Linked DNA regions of Homo sapiens: region 2 is linked to region 1. A link is an interaction called in ENCODE POLR2A ChIA-PET data of the cell type or tissue named here. Cell type or tissue: Caco-2. All regions are shown on one strand. Region 1 has its middle 64 kb from the start of LINC01900. Region 2 overlaps LOC105372017 (a long non-coding RNA gene).

Region 1 (2,500 bases):
TGAAGTGCCGCTTCTGCTTATGGTTGTCCCTTCCCATCTATCCTGGTTCTGTTTATCCTGTCTCATATCTCTCAGGATAGTCAGGGCAGCTTCCCCTGTTCTCTTGCCACTGGCTCCAACAACCTGCCTGTCACACATTCTATCTTTTGCTTCTTCAAAATATCTCTAAGATTGACTCTTCCTTTCCTCTCTCCATCAAGTTCCATCTCCCGGGCTGATCCTGCTCCTCTGCGATACGTTCTGCAGATGGTCCTGTGTGGCCCAGTCTTCCAAATGCACCTCTTCAGGGATGCCCATCCTCAGTTAGAGAAACGTGAGTGACCTCGAGGCCCTGCAGGGGGTTCTTCCTTCTGACTCGGCATACTTATTTCTCACTGCACCCGAAAGGAAACCCCTCAATGCAGTTTTTAGAGCTGTCTCCAGTCCCCAGTCTCTTCCTGACCCTGCATTCCTGCACTGGCTGAGATAAACCTTTCTCCTCCTCACTTAATCTGCCACTTAATCTGCATCCTGCCATCCATGAGAGGACTCCAACCCAGGCTGAAGTCTCCTTCTTTGCTTGCATATTAAATGAGCCTGCCATTGCTGGGCATGTCTCTATCCTCTTGCTGGTTAAAATGGTGTTGCTTTCAGCCAAAAGCCTTTGAAAACTTCACAGAGCCATGTCATCTGTCACATACATTGCAAAGAGCAAAACTGGTCAAAGTTAAAGCAAATTTAGTCATTTAGCATAGGGTTGTTTTTGAATGATCCCAGGGATGTTAGTTTTGTCCCCCCACCTCCCAATTTGCTACTGCTGCTGGGGTGTCTGTGAGCCTCTCACAGCGTGTTATTTAGGGCTGGGCTCAGGGGCGGGGGGAGACGCTCACTACACACACGCTAATTGACTTATTGAGTTAGTCATTTGGTCTTTGACAAACATTTATTTACTGCCTACAGAGAAGGCTCAAGTCGATTTTTACTTATCTTCCCAAATGGCACCAAAATTCAACAAGAGCCACCCAACACCTAGGAAAGGACTTTGACCAATGAAAGCAACTTGAGAACAGGTTTTGCTGCCTTCAGCTCACCTTGAGCAGGGGCCAAGCTCAGTGCGTTGGGAAGAGGCACAAAGAGCTCACTTGCTGCATGCTGTTTGTTCAGAAATAGCCTTCCTGAAGCATGAGTCTATTGGTGAGAACTCAGCCTTACAAAGTCAACACAAGGCTTCTGGCTGATGCTCCAGGACACTGGGCTGCTGATGCCTTCCACGCAGATCCAGAACTTCTTGTCCTCTGGGTTCACAATTTCACAGCACAGGGAGTCAGTCCTGGCTTGGCCTCTCCCTCTCACAGACCTGTGGTCAGGGTTTGTGGCCAACTGTAGGGCTTCCTTAAGGGAAGGGGTTTGTAAACCCATTTCTCTAAGTGACCTCCCTGAGCTGCAGCCTTCGGGCTGGTTCTCTCCTCTCTGCATGGCTGTAGCTCTCTGGGGCTGAACATCCCAGTAGCCAAGTGGACAAGTAGACTCTGAGAGGTGGCTATTGAGGCAGAGTAAGGGACTAGTGGGAATCTCTATTGGCAACAGAAATGCAAACGTACCTTCAGGTCAGGTTTAAAGGCCTAGTCAATGATTACATATTTTTATTATTTACCTAGTAAAAATTCCCTTGAGAGGGAGAGAGAAAGAGGAGAGAAAGAAAGAGAGAGAGAGAGAGAGAGAGAGAGAGACAGGTGCTTGATTCTCCACCTCCAAATTTTAGGGTCTATTCAGAGCTTTTGTGGCCATGTGGGGACATCTGTGATCTCTGGCTTCTGGGCTGGGCTCACTCAGAGCAGGGCAATCCAATGGTAGGCCTAAGACTTGTAGACCTTAGCCTGGGAGAGGTTCTGCTTCAAGCAGAAAATGTGGAGCCACAGAGAGGCTGCAGCTCAACAAGGTAATTCTCCCAGCCTCCAGATGACAAAGGTTGCATTTACACCTGGCCAGGAGGTTTAATCATCTACCTTTTCCAAACACAGCAGGCTAACAACCGGCTGGGCCGAAAATCATAAATTAAAAAAAAAAAATCACCAATAAGAGACAGTACAACGGGAAGGAGGAGAAAAGTGGCTCAGTGTCCTTGCTCTAGAGGAGGAACCCCTAGGTTTAACCCCTAGTGGGACCCCTGGGTGGGGAGCCATGAGTGAAGGTCCCACGTGGGAGCCTTTGATGAGAGACTGAGCCAGTGTTCCCCACGCCAGCATGAACAGCACAGTTGCCACAAATCCCATGAAAAAATGGCCCCCTGTGGGCCAGGGTTGTCTGTCTCACCATGGCTGTGGAGAAAGAAGTCTCTGCCATTAAGATCTTCCCCTGGGGGCTTGCAGGGAGGACTGTGCCATGTTACCGGTTCTTTTATGTCTTTGCTTTCTTGTTAGAGACCAGGCTGTCTTTTTGTCACCAAATCAGGCAGACTGGCGTAGCAATTACATGCTTCCACCTCATGTCAGACTACCTGTGTTCAAATCTCAGCTCCATC
Region 2 (2,500 bases), 180 kb after region 1:
CAGTGAGCCTTGATTGTGCCACTGTACTCTCACCTGGGCAAGTACAAAAACAAGAAGAAGAAGAGTGAAGAAGAGTGATAATAATAATAGTAACAGGCCAGGTGTGGTGGCTCATGCCTGTAATCCCAGCACTTTGGGAGGCCAAGGTGGGTGGATCACTTGAGGTCAGGAGTTCAAGACCAGCCTGGCCAACATGGCAAAACCCCATCTCTACTAAAAATACAAAAATTAGCTGGGCGTGGTGGCACATGCCTGTAATCCCAGCCACTGGGGAGGCTGAGGCCGGAGAATTGCTGGAACCTGGGAGGTGGAGGCTGCAGTGAGCCAAGATCATACCACTGCACTCCAGCCTGGGCAACAGAGTGAGACTCTGCCTTAATAATAATAATACTAATAGTAACAAAAAGGAGAGTAACAGTAGTTACGCTCAGGTCATTGAGTGCCAGCTCGGAACTGAACTTTGCATTCATTGTCCTCTTGAGTCCTGCAACGTAGGTTTGATCATCACATTGTTTTAGATCCAGCCATTGGCAGAGGTATGATTTGGCCCAATCCACTCACTTGAAAGCTCCCACTCCCTGTGGCCACTCCTTTAAAACAGAGCCTTGCTCCTCAAAATATGGTCTGATCACCTGCAGCGTGGGCATCCCCTGGGAGCTTGTTGGAGCAGCTCAGGCTCTGTCCCAGACCTATTCAAGCCAAATCTGGATTTAGCAAGACTCTCGAGGGATTTGTATTCAAGTAAAAGTTTGAGGAGCACTAGTTTAGATGATTCTGCTTTAGAAAAAACTTTCCCTACGCGTTAATACTTATCAAGTGTTCCCTTGCTTTATGGCTGAAGAAGGAAAGCATCACACTAAGGATGGAGAGAAGGCTGTCCTGGTTGGGGAGGGTGGAGTCCTTGCTCTACTGAGAGGGTGTGCATTTCTGAACCCTTGTTGCCTGTTTCTCTCCTTGAAAACTGAATATGTCATAGGATGTACAACACCAAGGGTGAGCCCTAACACGGACTATGGACTTTGGATTGTAACCAACGTAGCACTCTGGTGCAGGATGTGGGGATGCGGATAGTGGGTGGGGCTGTGCGTGCTGGGGGAACAAGGGGTCTGTGAGAGCTCCGTACTTTCTGCCCAATTTTGCTATGAACCTAAGACTGCCCTAAAAAATAAGGTGTATTCAAACCTGAACACACCTTAATGTATTCAGGCTGTGGGCCTTGCCGAAGATGGGACAGCTAGTAAGATAATGCCTGTTAAATTCTTTTTTAAAAAAATCATTTGGATAAAAGTGCTTTTGAAAGACAGGGTTTTGTCAAGTGCTATGATCTCATCATCTGGCAGCCCCGGCGGGCAAGGAGTCCAAGGGAAACCCAGGGCGTTGACAAGTGGGTGACTCAGGTGCCGGCCCTGCTGGCGGTGAGCAACTGCGGGGTTGGAACCCGTGGGAGGGGCAGGGAGATGTGCTGAGCTCCTTTCTGGCCAGTGCTGATGTCATCAAAGCCCCAGGGCTAAGGCTGTGCTTTCCACCTGCCCTCAGAAGCACCAGTACTCCTGGTTTCTTATTTATTTATTTTTTCTCTTCTCTCTGGTTTTCTGGGTTGTGTTTTCCCCTTTGTTCTTAAATAGTTAGTTGGGACCTGTGGTAGCTCTTTCAAGGGCTCTGCTAACACAGGACAGCCCTGGACCTTGGCTTATAGGGACTTTATATCCTCATTGTCAGTCCCTGGGGCAGTTAATATGCCTGAAACGCCCTCCACTCCCTCTTAAATGTGTGTGTGTGTGTGTGTGTGTGTGTGTTTGGTTTATTTAATACTATTCTGTAGCATAGGTAAAAGGCTTTAAAAAAACCTTTTCTGCTATCTCATTTGATTCTAAAGACAGTGTCTGGTCAATGGATGGGTGATGGTATTAGGAACACAGGCTGGGTGTCAATCATCCTCCAGTTAATGCAGAAAGAAGGATTCAGTGAGTGAAGTGACTTGCTTAAGGGCACACAGCTCTGTGCAGGTGGGCAACGTGGGAAGGCTCCCAGGGCTCTCCCTTACAAATCCCCAGGCATCTGGCTTCCTAAGCCTGAGGCCTTACTTGTCCTGCCTAAATACTACTAGGTCAGCAAAACTTGTTAGCCATAAAGAGAGAACACTAACCCTGTGTGTCACAGGGGATTCAGGATCAGGGTGGTAGAAACCAATAGGGCCATTTTTTCCTCTGGGCTGTGCTGTTTCTGCCAAGCACCTTCTTGTTTTTATCCATAATAAAAATAAGTGCTAAGTTTTTCATTTTACTTATTTTTTAGATTTTGGGTGTGTTGCCTAGGCTGGAGTGCAGTGGTGTGATCATTACTCACTGCCGTCTGCAGTCTTGACTTTCCAGGCTCGCTACAGCCTCCAGAGCAGCTGGGATTACAGGTGCACACCACCACAGCCGGCTAATTGTTTTTTTTTTTTTTTAGAGATGAGGTCTTGCTGTGTCACCCAGGCTGATCTTGAACTCCTGGCCTC

Evidence for each region. Peaks named below come from ENCODE experiments on the same cell type or tissue, not always from the same donor. Only the 100,000 strongest peaks of a DNase experiment are listed, where the experiment ranks them.
Region 2: POLR2A ChIA-PET joins it to region 1 with 10 read pairs; 2 of 35 experiments call an interaction of 5 or more read pairs at or near these places.

Annotation. Positions count from the first base shown.
Region 1 is chr18:22,043,540-22,046,039 of GRCh38, forward strand. No RefSeq gene overlaps it. Among named protein-coding and RNA genes, the nearest start is that of LINC01900, 64 kb to the left of the region's middle. In Caco-2, no CTCF peak of the experiment used is centred here; DNase peaks (open chromatin) are centred at 1,092, 1,462 and 1,902; H3K4me3 peaks cover 1,518 bases.
Region 2 is chr18:22,222,431-22,224,930 of GRCh38, forward strand. All of the region lies in intron 2 of LOC105372017 (a long non-coding RNA gene), which reads left to right. Among named protein-coding and RNA genes, the nearest start is that of GATA6, 54 kb to the left of the region's middle. In Caco-2, no CTCF peak of the experiment used is centred here; a DNase peak (open chromatin) is centred at 1,451.